Regions from separate parts of the Homo sapiens genome. Here region 1 is linked to region 2. A link is a loop called in an ENCODE intact Hi-C map of the cell type or tissue named here. Cell type or tissue: GM12878. All regions are shown on one strand. Each heading gives the region's core, and the rest is flanking DNA. Links, peaks and the distances in the headings are about the cores only.

Region 1 (9,922 bases), core at 3,842-6,341, 79 kb after region 2:
GCCTCATAACCTGTTGAGGATGCAGCTGTTTGAAGGTGGCCGAGGAGGCTGCACGGTGGGGCACACGGTGGGGCTCCATGGCTCCTGGTTCTGCGTGTGCGCTGTGGTCGGCACTGCTCAGGCTGCTGCCCCCAGTCATGGCGACTGCAGTGCCCAACTTCCTCCAGCTGAGTCCTCATGAGATCCTTCCTGCAATCAGTGCTCCCAGCTCCTCAGTCCCTTCAAAAGATAAATCATTCCGGAGATGGGTGGTGGTGATGTAGCATGACAATGTGGCTACTTTCAATGCTACCGAACTGCATACCAAAAAATGGTTAAAATGCTGAATTTTATGTTATGTATATTTTACCACATTAAAAAAATATTAGCTGGGTACAGTGGCTCACACTTGTAGTCCCAGCACTTTGGGAGGCTGAGGCAGGAGGATTGCTTTTAGTCCAGGCATTTGAGATCAGCCTGGGCAACACAGTGAAACCCCCATCTCTACAAAAAAACTCACAAAATTAGCTGGCCAAGTTGATTGTGTGCCTGTAATCTCAGCATCTCTGGAGGTGGAGGTCGGGGGATTGCTTGAGCCCAGGAGTTCAAGGCCTCAGTGTACTGTAATCACACCACTGCACTCCAGCCTGGGTGGCAGAGCGAGATCCAGTCTCCAAAATAATAATAGTAATAAATAATAGTAATAATAATAAATAAATAAGTGATAATAAATAAAAATATCCACTTGGGATAATTATCACAAGAACTTTGCTGTCATGGTTGTGATTTTTTGGAACAAATTCTCATGGTTCTAACTAAACCAAATCAAATACAACATTGATTTGAACGCCCATGCTCACAGCAGCCTTATTCACAAAAACCACAAGGTAGAAGCAACCCAAATGTCCATCGACAGATGAATGGATCAACAAGATGTGGTCTCTCCACACAATTCAGCCTTAAAAAGGAAGGAAATTCCAACACATGCTACATGCAGGAACTTTGAAGACTTTATATATACTAAGGGTACCCACCCCCTACCTCACTGTATTCATATGTTGAAATCCCAACCCCCAAGCTGATGGTATTAGGGTATGGGATTATTAGATTCAAAGTTTGGGACATAATTAGGTCATGAGGGTGGAGCTCCCATGATGGGAGTTGTGACCTTATAAAAGGGATTCCAGAGGCCCCTCTTACCCCTTCTGCCATGTAACAATACAACAGGAAGTCAGAAGTCTGTGAATGAAAGAGGGCCCTCACCAGAACCCAACCATGCTGGCCCTTCATCTTGGACTTCCAGCCTCCAGAGCCATGAGGTATCAATGTCTGTTGTTTATAAACCACCCAGACCATGGTACTTTGTTATGGCAGCCCGACCTCACTAAGACACTAATCAAAACAAACCGGTCCACAAAAGGACAAACACTGTATGATTCCACTTACATGAGGTACCTAGAGTAGTCAAATTCCTACAGACAGAGTAGAATGGTGGTTTCCAGGGGCTGAGGGGAGAGGGAAATGGAGAGTTGTTTAATGGCATGGAGTTTTAGTTTTGCCAAATAAAAAAGTTCTGGATTAGTTGGACAACGATGTGAATGTACTTCATGCTTCTGAGCTGTACACTTAAAAACGGTTGCCTGGGCATGGTGGCTCATGCCTGTAATCCTAGCACATTGGGAGGCCAGGGCAGAGGACTGCTTGAGCCGAGGAGTTCAAGACCAGCCTGGGCAACATAGCAAGACTCTGTCTCTACAAAACATTTTTAAAAAAATTCACCAGGTGTGGTGGTGCACACCTGTAGTCCCAGCTACTTGGGAGTCTCAGGTGGGAGGACTGCTTGAGTCTGGATGTTCGAGGCTGCAGTGAGCTGTGATCACACCACTGCACTCCAGCCTGGGCAACACATAGTGAAGCCGTATCTTTAAAAAAAACAATGGTGAGACTGGGTGCGTTGGCTCACACCTATAATCCCAGCACCATGGGAGGCTGAGGTGGGTGGATTGTTTGAGCCCAGGAGTTTGAGACCAGCCTGGGCAATGTAGCAAGACCCTGTCTCCACAAAAAGTTAGCTGGGCATGATGGTGCATGTCTGTGGTCCCAGCTACTTGGGAGGCTGAGGTGAAAGGATTACTTGAGCCTAAAAGATTGAGGCTGCAGTGAGCTGTGATTATGCCACTATACTCCAGCCTAGGTGGCAGAGTGAGACCTTGTCTCAAAAAAAAAAAAAAAAAAATGGATAAGGTGGTAAGTTTTATGTTATGTGTATTTTATGTTTTTTTTATTTTTTAAAGAAACAGGGTCTTGCTATGTTGCCCAGGCTAGAGTGCAATGGCTATTCACATGTGTGATCAGAGTGTACTACAGCTTCCAACTCCTCAGCTGGAGTTGAGGTGATTCTGCCTCAGCCTCCCGAGTAGCTGAGACCACAGGTGTGCACAGCTTTGCCTGGCTCCATTTTACTACACTACAGTGTCTCTCTTTTTACATGGTTGTTGCAGTAAAAGAAAATTCAGTGTATATAGAAACATCACAAGCAATTGTTTTAAGATTATATGTAAAGTGGAAATAAGTTGTAGACTCATATAGTTGTCAATAGGTTTTCTAACATAAGAACTTTGGGTGGGGCACTTGAGAACTGATTCAGATGGAAGATGGTTCTAGGCTGGTGGAACAGTGTTGAGAATTCCTGAATGTGTAGTATTCCTAGACCTCTGTCCACCAAATTAAAGCAGGTCCCCCATCACCATGATCCTACAGGGGGCATCCCCCTTAGTAACGGCCTCTTTCTCTAGCCTAAATTGAGACATTCTCCTCCTTGTTTCTCTAGGCCTCAGCCACACTGGCCTTCTTCTATTTCCAAACACACACCAAGCTCTCTCCTGAAACACAGCCTTCCCACACACCGCATCTCTGCCTAGTTCATACACTGCCGGCAAATTGTGTATTGGGGCTGGGCCCTTCCCACTGTTCAGCTGTCATCCTATTTTTTTCCTTTGTCAGGGGTCCTTTGAAAACTACGTATTCCAGACCAGGTGCCTGGACATTCTCTCTTATGACACTTATTAAAACATGTTGTTGGCTGGGTGCGGTGGCTCACGCCTGTAATCCCAGCACTTTGGGAGGCCGAGGCAGGTGGATTGCCTGAGCTCAGGAGTTTGAGACCAGCTGGGCAACATGGTGAAACCCCGTCTCTATTAAAATATAAAAAATCAGCCGGGCATGGCAGTGTGTGCCTGTAGTCCCAGCTACTCGGGAGGCTGAGGCAGGAGAATTGCTTGAACCTGGGAGGCGGAGGTTGCAGTGAGCTGAGATTGCACCACTGCACTGAAGCCTGGGAGACTCTGTCTCCAAAAAAAACAACAACAAAACCAAACAAAACCAAAACAAAACAATAAAAAAAATGTTGTTGTCATTATTTTCCCGCTAGACTCCCACAAGATTCCCCACTAGACTCTAAGCTTCATGGGAGGAGGGGCTATGCACATTCACAGTGTCTGCTCTTACCAGAGAGTCTCACAGAGCAGCCCTAACAGGTTAGACCAAAGAACAGGTCATATAAAAACCCAAGTTCCAATTTCTCCTGAGATGTTTTTCTCCTAAAAACCAAGTTAAGAACTCTAGGCCTCTACTGGGAAGCTGCCTCCCCATTCAGACAGGGTCTCCCCATTACCACAATCCCTTCTAGTCCTCTCTTCTACTTGCTTCCCTAGGTGATCATTGCAGGCATCTGAGTTTGTAAACCCGAGTTTACAAAAGGGGATTAGAGAAATGCCCACATCAAATGATCTCATTCACCCATTTCTCAGATTCTAGGTCCTTATGGTTGGCACACGTTGCAATGAGTTGGATGGGGGGAGTCCAGCCAGGACCTCAGGGTAGCCACAGACTTCTTCAATTTCCACCCTCTAAGGTTTGGTCCTCAGATTGGAATTATGTTTCCTCAATTCTCTGCAGACAGGAAGTGTTGAGATCTGACTCTTAGTAGTAATTTAAATGAGAGAAAGAGAGGAGGAGGGAGGTATTTTTATATCCTATTTGTATCTAAATACCAGAAAAGGTAGGGAGTGGGAGCTTACACCTGTAATCCCGACACTTTGGGAGGCCAAGACGGGAGAATCTCTTGAGCCCAGGAGTTTGAGAATAGCTTGGGCAACGTGGCATGACCCTATCTCTACAAAAAATACAAAAATTAGTTGGACATGGTGGCATGTAGCTGTAGTCCCAGCTATTTGGGATGCTGACATGGGAGGATTGTTTTAGCCTAGGAGGTCAAGGCTGCAGTTAACTGTGATTGTACCACTGCACTCCAGCCTGGGCGACAGAGCAAGACTGTATCAAAACAAACAAACAAACAAACAAACAGAAAAACAAACAACCCGGGAAAATGGTACTTTGGGAACAAGGACCTTGGTCAACCCAATTCCTTATTGAAGGAAATAACGTATACAGTGGTCAATTTCTTTTTTTTTTTTTTTTTTTTTTTGAGACGGAGTCTTTCTCTGTCGCCAGGCTTGAGTGCTGTGGCGTGATCTCGGCTCACTGCAACCTCCGACTCCCTGGTTCAAGCGATTCTCCTGCCTCAGCCTCCCAAGTAGCTGGGATTACAGGCACGCACCACCATGCCCAGGTCATTTTTGTATTTTTAGTAGAGATGGGGTTTCACAATGCTGGCCAGGATGGTCTCAAACTCCTGACCTCGTGATTCACCTGCCTCGACCTCCCAAAGTGCGTGCTGGGATTACAGGTGTGAGCCACTGCACCCAGCCTACAGTGGTCCGTTTCTAAGACAAAATGCTTTGAATTGGCTTAGGTCAGCAACCTACAGAAGAAACATGATACACTAGGTCCCTGCTTGGATAGCCAGCCAATGCCTGCTTGTCAGCCTCCCCCTTCCCCACCTTCGCCCCTTAGTTGCCTTCACCTGAACCAAAGTAGTTTAGTCTAAGATGAAAGTTTACTAGCCTGCAAAGTAGCTTGTTTTGTCTGTTCTTAGCCTGCCCAGCTACTTAGGTCATAAGTCTAACACTTGAAGAGCCCCTAAGCTAACTAAGATTACAATGCATTGTGGGCTGCAACAAAATGCAGCAAAACGACCCTAAAATAAACAAAAAACAAAAAACTCCTGGCGCTCCCACCCAACAATCAACAGGCGAGAAGATTATGACCCCGTAGTACTCAGCCTATGAGGAACTGGGGGAGGGACCTGTGCACTAGGGGATAAACTGCTTGTTGAAAGTGTGCTGGGTGTGCCTGTCAGACACCTGATCTTGCAAGACTGTCATTAAAAGTCTCACTTTCACTGTTCTCCGGGTCTCTGAGTCCATTCTTTGGGTTGGGATGGGCGAGACTGTTTCTCACATTATGAAAAGCTGAAGGTTAAGTGAACTTGGGGAATACTGCCTCCTGCTGGCTGGATGTCATGGAAGCCTGGCCCATCAGCAGAGAATGATAAGCTGGAGTTCTGGAGGGTCTGATTTCCAAGGAATCACCCCCTTGGAAGCTCCTCTAATACACCCTGATGAGATTAACCTGATTAGGTCCATTGTTTGATAAAAAGAGGAGGAAGTTTAATCACTTCCACATTCTTTGCCCACGACTAACCCTGATTGGATTTGGGGCTATGGTTCAAATGTATGACCGATTGATTTTTTTCACTTCTTCTGTTGGACTTTTGAAAAAAAGTTCTCTGAAAAGGAATTTAGAGGAAAGAGACTTATTCCAGTGAACAGTTACAGTTTGCAAACCCAAGAGACACAACTTTTGGTACAAAAGGAAGTTACATTCCAGAGAACAAGGGGAGGCTTTGTCTTTTCTAGAGAAAATTCCCGCTCAGAATCCCACTCAGGTCTGCTTATGCAAATGAAAGATTCAAACTTTTTAGTTCTGATTACTTGGCTCTAGCTGGGTTCTGATTAGTCAAAGCAGGTCACAGTCTACTGGTGGCGTAAACAGGAACAGGCAGCTATGTAAGTCCCAAAGTTTCTCCAGAAACTCAAAGTATGTGTGTGACCTCTGGTCAGCAAATAACCACTTGTCTCAAATTTAAATTCAGGCCCAGGATTCATCTTGAGGAATCGGCTCTTTCAGGGTTCAGAGACCAATCAAAACGTCTATCAGAATGGTTGTGTTAAAAGGCAAATAATGGGCAGGGCATGGTGGCTCAAGCCTGTAATCCCAGTACTTTGGGAGGCCGAGGCAGGTGGATCCCCTGAGCTCAGGAGTTCGAGACCAGCCTCGCCAACGTGATGAAACCCCGTCTCTACTAAAAATACAAAAAAAATTAGCTGGGCGTGGTGGCGCGCGCCTGTAGTCCCAGCTACTTGGGAAGCTGAGGCAGAAGAATCTCTTGAACCCTGGGGGCGGAGGTTGCAGTGAGCCAAGATCATGCCACTGCACTCCAGCCTGGGTGATAAGAGCAAGACTCTGTCTAAAAAAAAAAAAAACAGCAAATAACGTTGTCCTGTGCCATGAGCCACATACTCAAATATTTACACAGGTCCAGGGGAAGTAAAGAGTAAATATGGCCACCAGGCGCGGTGGCTCACGCCTGTAATCCCAGCACTTTGGCGGCTGAGGCGGGTGGATCACGAGGTCAGGAGATCGAGACCATCCTGGCTAACACGGTGAAACCCTGTCTCTACTAAAAAATACAAAAAAATTAGCCAGGCATGGTGGCGGGCACCTGTAGTCCCAGCTACTTGGGAAGCTGAGGCAGGAGAATGGTGTGAACCGGGGAGGCGGAGCTTGCAGTGAGCAGAGATAACGCCACTGCACTCTAGCCTGGGCGACAGGGTGAGACTGTCTCAAAAAAAAAAAAAAAAGAGTAAATATGGCCTGATGTGAAAAAAAATTATAACCACCAGAATTTCCTAAAATGTATTTTATTGATCTATAGTGTTATTGCACAACATCCACAAATATCTATGATGACAATTGTTTAAAATTCAAGTTAAAATACAAAATTTAAAAAGTTTACCTACTTTTACGTTGTTAATTTATGACTCTTTGGGTTTGAAATGAGATTTGATATCATTGTATTTATAGATATTCCTTGACTTCTTGTGTTATGTACCAATAAGCACATTGTTAAGTTGAAAACATCATAAATAAAAAATGTGTAGCTGGGCCAGGAGCTATGGCTCATGCCTATAATCCCAACACTTTGGGATGCTGAGGCAGGAGGATCACTTGAGCTCAAGAGTTCAAGACCAGCCTGGGCGACAAAGCAAGACCCCCATCTCCACAAAAAATTAAAAAATTAGCCAGTTGTGGTGCTGCATGCCTGGGGTCCCAGCTACTTGGGAGGCTGAGGCAGGAGGATCATTTGAACCCAGGATGTCGAGGCTGAAGTGAGCTATGACGGTGTCACTATGCTCCAGTCTGGGTAACATAATGAGACCTTATTTTTAAAAGAACACACAATGTGTAGCTGAGTAGGGCTGCGGCTCACTGCCACTGCCAGTGTTTGAAGAACAGTTCCCACTGAATGCATCTCAATTTTGCACTGTAATCAAGTAGAAAAACTGTAAGTCCAATCATTGTAAGTCTGGGACCATCTTGTCCATAGTCTTATGACAGAATACTGTTTAAAAGTGTAGATCTATCCGAATGTTGATGAATTTATTGTGAAATGCTTCCCCTTGTGTTGCTTCTATGTGATCTATGTGCAGCAGTGGACTTTTTTTTTTTTAAGTGAAAAACAAATCATGCCCCTCCCTTCATTCTCTCCCCCGTGATGTTTCCCTTAGAGAACATTCCTCCCTTCCCTTCCCAGTCCCCACCTCAGAGATGGGGCAACTCCTCCCTTTTTATCACACTTCTTCCACTCTGAGGCTCTAGGCAATCAGTTCTCGGTCACTCCCACCCATGTGAAGGTTTTTTTTTTTTTTTTTTTTTTGAGTTGGAGTCTCGCTCTGTCGCCTAGGCTGGAGTGCAGTGGTGCGATCTCGGCTCACTGCAAGCTCCGCCTCCTGGGTTCATGCCATTCTCCTGCCTCAGCCTCCCGAGTAGCTAGGACTACAGGCACCTGCCACCACGCCTGGCTAATTTTTTTGTATTTTTAGTAGAGATGGGGTTTCACCGTGTTAGCCAGGATGGTCTCGATCTCCTGACCTCGTGATCCGCCTGCCTTGGCCTCCCAAAGTGCTGGGATTATAGGCGTGAGCCATCGCGCCCGGCCCCGTATGAAGGTTTTTGATGATGCTTGCTAGAATGGACCCAGATAATTTTCGTGTGGACAGAAGGTAGATTTTTAGTAGCTCTTGTTAGAGGTCATGTAGGAGATTGTCTCAGCTTGAGCTGCTATTGTAAATACCGATACTGTAGACTGGGTGGCTTGAAAACACCAGAAATGCATTCCTCAGAGTTGTGGAGGCTGGATGTCCAAGATAGGACAGGTCTGAGATCAGGGTGCCAGCATGCTTCAGTTCTGGTAGGAATCCTCTTCCAGGCTACAGACTGCCAACTTCTCGTGTCTTCGTGTGGCAGAAAAAGGGCTAAAAAGATCTCTGGGATTTTTTTTTTTTTTTTTTGAGACAGAGTCTCACTCTGTTGCCCAGGCTGGAGTGTAGTGGTGTGAGTGGCATGATCTTGGTATACTGCAGTCTCCGCCTCCCGGGTTCAGGCAATTTTCGTGTCTCAGCCTCCCGAGTAGCTGGGACTATAGGCGTGTGTGACCATGCCCGACTAATTTTGGTATTTTTAGTAGAGACCGGGTTTCACCATGTTTGCCAGGCTGGTCTTGAACTCTTGGCCTGAAGTCATGTGTCTGCCTTGGCCTCCCAAAGTGCTGGGGTTGCAGGCACGAGCCACCGTGCCCAGCAGGGCCTCTTTTGTAAAGGCACTCATCCCATTCGTGAGGTTCTGCCCTCATGACCTAATTACCTCCTACAGGTCCCATGTCTGAGCACCATCACACTGGCATTTAGGATTTCAGCTTATGAATTTTGGGAGGACACAAACATTCAGTTCATAACAGCATTGTGTTGTCACCCACTTTTTTTTTTTTGGTAGGAACAGTGTGTCGAATTCTGGTCTCAAGTGATCCTGCTGCGTCAGCCTCCCAAAGCTTTGGGATTACAGGCACGCACTGCCAAGGCCAGCCACATCCATATTCTTAATCTCCACCATGGCCTCATGAGCCTGGTCCCCTGTCAGTGGGCTAGGGCCTCGACATGGGTAATACGCATATTAGCTGAGGTTCAGGAACCCAACTGACTTGTGTAAGAATTTCCAGCTGGCCCCGCAGAACAAGAGGCTAAAGAGTGGGGAGCAGTGCTAGTGTTGCCACTGCTACAGCTCTCGGGCAGTATTCACTACCCTCACCCTGTATGTGTGCCCAGGTGCTGGGTGAGCATTTCACTCCACACGAGAGGCATCATGCATTCCTTCATTCGTTCGTTCATGCCGTTATACTACAGTGAACAATAAACTCTTGAGGAATGTCGGGTTTAGGGGAGCCAGTCCCCTGTTCAGTTGAAAATCTGCCTGGCTATGTATATATTTTGACTCCCCCAAAACTCTTAACTACTAATAGCCTGCTGTTGACTCGAAGCCTTACTGATGATATCAACAGTCAATTAACACATACTTTGAATTTTATACGTATTATGTACTGTATGCATTTTTTTTTCTTTGAGATGGAGTCTCACTATGTGGCCCAGGCTGGAGTGAAGTGGCACCATCTCTGCTCACTGCAACCTCCCAGGTTTAAGTGATTCTCCTGCCTCAGCCTCCCAAGTAGCTGGGATTACAGGCATGTGCCACCAAGCCTGGTTAATTTTTGTATTTTTAGTAGAGATGGGGTTTCACCATGTTGGCCAGGCTAGTCTCAAACTCCTGACCTCAAGTGATCCACCTGCTTCGGCCTCCCAAAGTGCTGGGATTACAGGCGTGAGCCACTGCACCCTTCCTGTACTGTATTCGTATAATAAAGTAAGCT
Region 2 (9,922 bases), core at 4,919-7,418:
AATGTGACAATAATTGTATCTTTAAAATAACTGAGAAATGGTAGAAATAAAAATTATAAGCTTCAACTGTATATTACTTATTCTTGACAAAGATGATAGTTGCAAGCTGAAGCCAAAATTTCTAACTAGGACTAATGCAAAGATTTCAAGAGAAACTTTAATAAAGAATTATTGATGCAAGCGCTTTCAGAAAGCAAAGGTAGGGACTAACCATTAGCTCTTGTTTAGAAAGATAAAGGTCACAAATAAAATTTGTGTTTTAATCTATACATTTTCAGCATTATGTCATCATAAATTTGCATGTTGTTTATTACAAATGGGAAAAGGTTTCCTGTAATATATCAAGATGAGTTTTAATAGTTTCAAGGACCATTGATTTGTAAACTTAAGACTATTATAGTGTTGTGGAAAATTAAATATAATTGGTGTTTTAGGAAAAGTTGTTCATTGAAGTTTCCATTTTATGTGCCTTAACAGATTAATTTTGCTTATTAATTCTGTGATATTTAAGCACTGCTGTAAGCTTCACAGATTTGGCAATAGCCACTATATACTTAATGAGTACAAACTATGGAGTATTTCCATATTAAGGTAGAAGAAATATTTAAAAGCACTTCTACTTGTGATGTCATTGGGGGTGCAACACAATATAAAGTACGCACATTGCTGGAGGAGAAGCATAAAATAAAGAACTCACGGGGCAGAAACTTAAGACACACCTAAATCAAATCTTTGTTTTCAGCATTATCTTTCATTACTATTCTTTGTTACAAAAAAACATTGCTATCTGTCCTTTTCTATATGTTCTCTACATTAAAACTTATTATTTGTATACATACTGTTCCCTACATCTGCAGTGCCATTCCCAGCTCACATATCTGCCCTCTTAAATTTATATCAAATTCAACTCCCTTCAAAAAGCCTTCTCAGTTGCTTTAACCCAAGCCAGTAGTCTGTCTTCTAGAAAACAGTTGATGCCGATGCCTCCTTTTCCTTTAGCAACTGAAAATAATATTATAGTTATTTAATGTGTGTGTGTGTGTGTGTGTGTGCATAACATCATACTATTTAGTAGTATCTATATCTATCAAGTATCTGCTACAGTGGATGATAGATGACTTAAAGACAGAAATATGTTATTCATATCTACTTCTCACAGGTCTAGTGCTGTTGCAGGATATTTTTTAAGGAATCAGAGAGACTGATGGGGTTCAGGAGGATATTTATTATTTAGGTGCACCAGCCCAGTCGGATTAACATCCAAAGGACTGAGCCCTGAACAAAGAGTTAAGTTACCTTTTAAGCATTTTGTAGGGTGGGAGGAGATCTGTGCAGGGGGAAGCATGTTAGAGAAGTGAGAAACAAAGACAGTTATTCAATTAATTGAGAAATGCGTTACATCATTTCTTACTTTTCAAGGAAAAACATGTTTTGCGACTTTTGTTTATGTGTCTAGTGACTTTGCAGCTGCCCAGCTAGGGAATCAGGGTCTTCACAATGCCTGGGAATGGAGGGGAGAGAAAGCTCATTAGCCACAGAAAAATAGGCCGTTAGTTTTTTAAAGGACTCTAGCTCTTTCTCTTTCTCAGGGGGAATTGGATTTTCTTACATACAACTGAGGTTCTGCTTACACATTCTTTAATTTCTTTTAATTCCTGTTCCAGTGCAGTGCAATGTTCATAGTAGATGCTTAATATTTTTTGAATTATTGTATCTTTAGTCATTGCGAGCCATCATTTTGAGAGTCAGTCTCATTCTTTTAGCCCTAGATTATTTTTATTTTCTTGAGATACGTGAATAAAGGGCACAGGAAAAAAACACAGTTGAGAGTTTTGGATAATAGTAACCTAATTCACCCAGATTTTACTTCATATTGGTTGGAACTCTAAGTTGGGTGCAACTAACATGAGACTTGTTTTGATTTATTGTAAACATATTCTTGAATGACTAATGAACAGTGCTTCATGTGAACAAATTTTCACCTTCTGATAATTTCCAATATTACACTTTGAAAAACATTCCCATTGTAGTGCTCTAGAAAATATAATTTCAATTGTTAAAATTCAATATTACTGTAATTGAGGATATTAAATAACTTGTTGTTACATGATGCTAGCTGCAGCTTAAATTTCAGATCATGAGTGTTGTTAATATTATATAGTTGGAATTAGTTCTGAGATCAATGAATCAATGCTGTCTTACTGTTTTGTCTTTAATTTTTATACCACATTTATTTTGTGAGTGGATTTCATAAAAGGAAGTTGCTTTATGTTGCCAAGCTCATTATCTTGGGTTTTTGTCCAGAGCTGAATTCCCTTTTTCATCAAAGGACAGAGAGAGCCCATTATAAACTATTGAGTAATGCTGATTTGATGGGTAGGCCACTTACCTTTAAGTGGAAAGGAGGCCAGGCGCGGTGGCTCACGCCTGTAATCCCAGCACTTTGGGATGCTGAGGAGGGCGGATCATGAGGTCAGGAGATCGAGACCAGTCTGGCCAACTTGGAGAAACCCTGTCTCTACTAAAAATACAAAAATTAGCCGGGCGTGGTGGCGGGTGCCTGTAGTCCCAGCTACTCGGGAGGCCGAGGCAGGAGAATGGCGTGAACCTGGGAGGCGGAGCTTGCAATGAGTCAAGATCACACCGCTGAACTCCAGCCTGGGTGACAGAGCGAGACTCCTTCTCAAAAAAAAATTACACAAAAATGTTAGACTAATAAATATTAATAAACACTAAAGGAAGAAATTTAGTGGAACATTTATCAGAGGCAACAGACCAGGAAGTTATAGTTACCCTGTGAAAAGGCATCATCTAGGATTCATAGAAAACATTTGCAAATTGGCAACAACCACCACCACAACAAACTAAAACAAATGAAAGAAATAGACATTTATACAGGGAAAATATAAATAGATAATAAGTGTAATAAATTTTGTGACTTTCCACTTGAAAACAAAGAAATGGAAATAAAACCTATGTAAAGAAGTGGTGGAGTGAGCCGAGCTGGGGTGGGAGGGGTGGGGGCATCCCAGGCAGAGGGAACAGCAGATGCAAAGGTCTGGAGGCTGGAGCAGGCTGTGAGGGGTGAGAGCAGCAAGTACATGAAGTCTAGACCACAAATCGATGCTTCACCCTCAAAAATAGCCTCTCACTGGCCACCACTCAGGCCCAGATACATGTGTAAGGTGGGCAGCCTTCAGGAAAAGTGACCGCAAAAGTGCACCACATTGGGAATTCTGAGGTGTTTGAGAAAGTTATGGATGAAGGGTGAGGTAGACTCTAGTGGGGAATGTCCTCTTGCCACTTGGACTTCTCTGTCTATTTCATGGGCTATTATCAACTTCTAAAGAGCCAGTGGTTTGGGTGCACATTTAGGTGTAAGTACCTCTTGCCTCAAGCCTTAACTCTCTTTCCAATGAGTCAAGTGAGCTGTTGTGTTTAAGTAACTTCTCTTTATTGTGAAATCTTTCCTATCACTTTAAGAACCTTCTTCTTCAGACCCAAGTAATCCCAAGGCACCTATAATGTCCCTCCTGGAGAAGACAAAAGGGTGTCTTCTATTTCTGTGTGGCCCGATATTTCAGGGCCCCTAACCAGGTTAGTTCAAGGTGCTCAGCATAACCATGAATCTGCTACCCATGTTTCTCAGGTGGGTCATAGGCCCTGGAGGGATTGTGGCTGTGGACCAAGCAGGGGGTGCTGTGGGCTGTTCTGAGAAGGAGGGTTTTGGAGTGTCCAAGCTGAGAACATAGAGGCCCCAGATGTTGTATGAGTAAATTTTCATCTGACAGAATTATATTTTCCTAACTGAAAACATGAAACAGAGATGTAACAACTGTGCCTCTTTGGCTCTGTCTTTGCATGCTGTCATCAGCCACTGAACAGGAGCTGAGAGGGAAGACATAAAGAACAGAAAACCCATGAGGGGGATGGTCCATGTGGGTGTGGAAGTGAGGGTGAGTGGGGATTTGGCCAAAGAGGCCTAATCCACAGGAGTAGAGTCTCATGTGTGACTTTCAGAATGAGCAGGAGTGAGATAGGTGGAGGGGGAGTGTTGGAACATCTCATCAGAGGTGAGAATCCATAGAAGGAGACACTGGTCATTACAGTCAGTGAGAAAAGTGACTTTAGCCTGAGCCTAAGGTCATTGGATCAAGGAAGGGGCCAGGAGGAGCTCCTTGAAGGGAAGCTGTGAGCTTGAGAGGCAGGCTGAGGCAGATCAGTAGAATGAGCCCCCGAGAAGGGCTCACAGAGTCACTGAAGGACTGTGAGGTGGCAGGGACAAGCTCACATGGCCTTTGGTCAGTGAGTCTCCAGCTGTAATGAGAATGAAATGGGGAAGATCTGGGACAGGAAGACAAGCTGGGGGCGCTGGTACCATCATGGGGAGATGATGGTGGGTGGCTCTAGGTTAGTTAGAGTTGGAATGAAGAGCAGAAAGCAGCTTCGTGATACCTTTATGTCATAAAATACATTTGGCATGGAGAGGACTTGGACTTTGTGCATGAAGGATATGGATGTTTCTAGGCTGACTCCCAAATGTTTCTAGGCTGACTCCCAGAAACTAGGATGTTTCTAGGCTGTTCCTGGCTGAGAATTTGGATGGTAACTATAGTCCAAAGAAACAAAGAACACTGAAATCATATCTTATTTTTTTTAACTCACAAAATAGAGGCAGGTAGATATTTATATGTGTTTTGTTGGCTCAATGATTTTTTTTAGTAATAAACATATTTACTTAGAAACTACTGGGTGTCTGTATGCTCTGGGATTTTTTTCTCCTGTCCTGATGACATCTCTTTCCTTTCTCTGGGTTCAGGAGTTACTTCCCAGGTTGTGGTGACACAGGAACATTCACTTTCCACAACTCCTGGAGGGGCAGTCACCTTCACCTATGGCTCCAAAATTGGGGCTGTCATCAGAGCATCTCGACAGCTGGGCCCAACAGAACATCTGGCAATGTCCCCAGGGCAATGGTGGGCACAAGCAGTCAGGTCCTGGGACCCCTGCACAATCCCCTGGTTCTCTTCATGAAGAAAAAGCCACTCTGGTTATAATGAGGACTAGACCAAGAATGAGGCCCAGTGTTACATGCTCGGTGTGGTGATCTGAAATATCACCACAGGGACAAATACAAAAATACAAGTGGGAAACTACACTCAAACCCTTGGATCAAGCCTCAGTCCTATGCTTCTGAAGCAAATTTCTTGTTTTTGGAGTCTGGTTTTCAACCACTGTAGACTCAGATCATTTATTCTTCAGGCCCCCAATGGGATCATCACAAGCACTTTTTCTATCAATCATGGCAGTCACTTGAGATCAAAGGTGAATTTCTTCTTCCTCAAGTTATAAGCAACACTTTGGCATATTTGGTGAACTTCAAAGAAAATGGCTAAGATAGAGGATGAGAGACATAAGAGGCTTCAGGAATATTTCAGCAGATGCAAAGCAGACTACAGGGTAACTCATTTCCCATATGATTTGATTGATTGCAAAATGTGAAATTAAATGCATACAAAGGGGAATGTGTGTCATTTTTCCTCTTAATGACAAAGTAAAAAAAAAGCAATAAAACAAAAACAAGCACTATTTCATGTGTCTTGATAAACTTGTAGAAAGTCTTATAATATCCACAATATCTAGGATACAGTAAAATAACTTTCCATATGAAGAACCAGAAGAACACAACTTAAATGAGAAAAGACAATTGATAGACACCAATACTGAAATAATTTAGGTGCTGATGTTATGTAACTGAGATTAATTAAGGAGTAATTATACAATTCCTTCAGTGAGCAATTTTAGACATTATTTTTTGAAGTTTTAGGTTCAGGGGTTCATGTGCAGGTATGTTACGTAGGTAAACTTGTGTCAGAGGGGACATTCTTGAAACAAGTGGAAAAGAAGCAAATCCCGAAAAGAAAAATAAGTCATAGAAACAAACCAAATTAAAATTAGAAAACAGAAAAATGCAATAAATTAAAAAGAACAGTCTGGAGGGACTCTGGAACAGGTAACAGTGAAATTAAAGTTCAGGCATTAGAGGAATTATTTACCGTTAAGTAGGGAAGAAAGTACAAACAATAGCCATCTAAGCCCAGCAGAGGGAGCTGTGGATCTTCTCAGAGGTGAGCAAGGCCGGAAATGAACTCCCGGGGCTCTCATTTATGGCTCCTGGGTCCATACTCACTGGCCCGAATTGGGGTTTAGAGCAGGTGCTTTCTCCCAAAGGGCAAACTCAGAGTTCCCAGCAGCCCATCCTCCCTGACAGAGCGGCTGCTGCCTGGCTGAGCACTCAGAACTTAGGGAGCCGGTGGTTTTGGTAGAGGCCCCATGTTTGCATAATGTCCTAACCAAACACACATCTACCCGGGGAGGTGACGAGGAGTTAGAGGAACTGTCCCAGGGTCCAGAAGTAGCCGGGGGTTCTGGGGATCCTTGGAAAGTCCACACCATAGCTTGGATGTCTATCCTCCCCTCTCTCCCTCCTCACTGCCCAGGTTCATGTAGATTTCAAAGACAGGACTTTGGAGGGATCTGTCTGCTGTGATTCCTCACACATAACATGTATCTGTTTTAGTTTCTTGGTTCAGTTCTCAGGCTGTGGTGACTCAGGAGCCCTCACTGACTGTGTCCTAAAGAGAGAGACTTATTCTCATGTGTGGCTTCAGCACCACAGCACTGAATTCAGCAGAAGCCTGGTCAAGTCCTCAGGACATTGATGTGTAACACAGATAACAAACACCCCTGGATGCCCACTTGATTCTCTGGCTCCCTCCTGGGGGAAAGCTGCCCTGACCCCTCAAGGGGCCCAGCCTGAGGATGAGGCTGAGTATACTGTGGGCTACACCACAGTGGTCCTTAGCACAGTGAGAGACCCAGATGGGGAAGCAGGACATGAACGAGCTTTTGGCTGATCCGGGGTACAAACATGAACGTAGGATATCAGGATCACGTGGCCAGACACCTGAGCTCTCAAGGACACCTAAATTTTAACTATCCGTAGAGAGAAAGGTGGGTGGAGGGGTGTAAATTGATTCCTGTATCTGTTTGAATTTTAAAGTGGAAAATATTTGTGAATCATTTGGGAGATGCAGATTCCCAAAAAGAAGAATTTATGTTTATATTCCAAACAGAACAGTAATAGTGAGATCAACTCTAAAGACTAAGGTCAAACACACTTCATCCAGAAAGATGGATCTCAAAAGATTTTGTTGTTGTTTTGCCTATTAAAAGCTAAGAGAGGAAATTATATTAATAAAGTTTATTTCATGTTCTATGTTAATAGTGTGTATTTCATAGCTTTTTAAGCATTAAAAATTATAAAAGTGTTAAGAGGGATTCTCTTCTCTAATGTTATATAAGAAAGTATCCACCTAGGAAAATATTTTGAAGGTCTAACCCCCAGTACTTCTAAATGTGACCTTATTTTTAAAATAGTGTTATTGCTTATGTAATTCTTAGGATGAAGCCATCCTAGAGCGAGGTGGCCTCTTGATCCAATGTGCCTGGTGTCCTTATAAGATGATGGTAGTAAGGAGATTGGAAGACACAGAGAGAATGCCGTGTGACGACGAAGGCAGAGATTGAATTTACACAGCTGCAAGATAAGGAGCACTAAAGATTGCTGGCAAACCACCAGCAGCCAGAAAGAGGGAAGGAAGGATCTCCCCTCAGGTATATATGGAAACATTGCCCTTTCTATGAATTTTGGGAGGCTAGCCTCCAGAACTGTGAGACAATACATTTGTGTTATCTTAACCAAACTTGTGTTTAATACATTCTGACAGCAGTTCTAGGAAACCAATACACCAGACAATAAATTACACAATACTTCTGAAATTGATTGTACTTCTTTCATTTTGGCAACCAGTTTTTCCATGAATATGATTATATCTGTGCTCATATTTCTAACTTTATAAATATGCTTGTAATTTAAGGTTAAGATAAGAAATCCTTGTGTCTTAAAAATCCCTAAATATATGAGAACTGAATAATAATATTAACATTATGAGATCTAATGGAAAATTGTAGCTTTTACATAATTCCACTTGTTCACTAGTATCAAGATGTGAAGGTGGGAAGATCACCTTGTTATTAACAAAACACTCCTGGTCATCTCTGTGGATTTGAGAGTGCAGGGGGAGACACCTACATATTGTTTGGGAAGTCACAAATGCAGCATGCCCAGAGCATCATGTACAACAGTGTGAGTTTGCTGGACATGTGGGCAGGACGCAGAACAGACTGGGGCATGAGGAACCACCTATCACCAAACCCACCAGCGCCTTCCTCCCTGGATCAGCCCAGAGCTGCTCAGACTTGAATGTGCACATGGATCATGTGGGATCCTGGATAATGTGGATTCTGATCAGTGGGTCTGGACTGTGGACTGAAATTCTGCGTTTCTAGAAGGCCCCTTCTTCCAAAGATCCACATACATGTTTTAATATTACCATATTCATAAGAATGGTGGGAAATAAGGGAAGCCACTTTCAGACAGAAACCAAATAGAAATTTATCTGAGAGGGAGCTAAAGGATTATGATCAAAGAGAAATCCCCAATTCCAGGCAGGGAGCTGATCACAGAGGGCAGATGGGAAGTTGGGAGAGGTTCTATTTTTTTTTTTTTAAGAAATAGAAATGAATGCAAACACAACTCAAACCTCCTCTTGATCCAACATCCCTGCTGGCTCCTGCCCAATTTCTGCACTGGCTTCTTCTCCAGTCTTTTCCCAAGCATGGACCCTCCTCACCCTCTCTGCTTCCCCATCTCAAACTCACAACTTCCCTTCTCAGTTCTCCTGTTTCTCTCCCTTTCATTCCACTTCCTTCTTCTCTGTGACCTCCTTAGACAATCACCAAAATATTTCTAGAAGAAAAGCCATGGGTATTTTTCATCTTTTCTTGAAAGTTGTCACTCACATTCCCTCTTCGTTCTTCAGCCTCTCTTACCCCTTACTACAAAAGATGCCTGAGGCCACTGTTTCTCTTTTCCATCCCCTCAAATAGCTTCTCCTTCCAACCCGTTTCTCTCCTCAGTTACTAGAGCATTCAGTGAAGCACTCAGTCAGGTTAAAGGATCCTCCCAAATGCTCACCCTGCTCTCTATGTGTGATCTCCTGAAGAATCAAGTAGGGAGAGAAACATGGCTTCATGAGTTTGTGGGGAAGTGGGTGCATGGCTGAACTGTCCTTGTTCTCAGCAAATGTACTTTATTTCATGCACAGTTTGTATATGAGACAACCTTCTCCTGCGGACTCCTTATAAAATGGGAAGAATTATGTGTTGTGTTTTCACAGAGGAAGCCCAAATATTCCATGCTCATGGGTAGGAAGAATCAATATCATGAAAATGGCCATACTGCCCAAGGTAATTTATAGATTCAATGCCATCCCCATCAAGCTACCAATGACTTTCTTCACAGAATTGGAAAAAACTATTTTAAAGTTCATATGGAACCAAAAAAGAGCCCGCATCGCCAAGTCAATCCTAAGCCAAAAGAACAAAGCTGGAGGCATCACACTACCTGACTTCAAACTATACTACAAGGCTACAGTAACCAAAACAGTATGGTACTGGTACCAAAACAGAGATATAGATCAATGGAACAGAACAGAGCCCTCAGAAATAACGCCGCATATCTACAACTATCTGATCTTTGACAAACCTGAGAAAAACAAGCAATGGGGAAAGGATTCCCTATTTAATAAATGGTGCTGGGAAAACTGGCTAGCCATATGTAGAAAGCTGAAACTGGATCCCTTCCTTACACCTTATACAAAAATCAATTCAAGATGGATTAAAGACTTAAATGTTAGACCTAAAACCATAAAAACCCTAAGAAGAAAACCTAGGCATTACCATTCAGGACATAGGCATGGGCAAGGACTTCACGTCTAAAACACCAAAAGCAATGGCA

The links. A loop is a pair of places that touch in the nucleus more often than their neighbours do. Peaks named below come from ENCODE experiments on the same cell type or tissue, not always from the same donor. Only the 100,000 strongest peaks of a DNase experiment are listed, where the experiment ranks them.
Region 1: a loop joins it to region 2, with 11 times the contacts of the local background. A loop is called at or near these places in 8 of 110 quality-filtered maps.

What each region holds. Positions count from the first base shown.
Region 1 is chr22:22,230,407-22,240,328 of GRCh38, forward strand. It overlaps IGL and the pseudogene LOC100533679. Among named protein-coding and RNA genes, the nearest start is that of VPREB1, 9.4 kb to the right of the region's middle. In GM12878, for the core only: a CTCF peak has its summit at 5,392 (motif pointing left); a DNase peak (open chromatin) is centred at 5,365.
Region 2 is chr22:22,150,798-22,160,719 of GRCh38, forward strand. It overlaps IGL. Among named protein-coding and RNA genes, the nearest start is that of VPREB1, 89 kb to the right of the region's middle. RefSeq lists a silencer at 4,869-5,011 and an enhancer at 6,121-6,280. In GM12878, for the core only: a CTCF peak has its summit at 6,108 (motif pointing right); DNase peaks (open chromatin) are centred at 6,234 and 6,574; H3K27ac peaks cover 1,233 bases.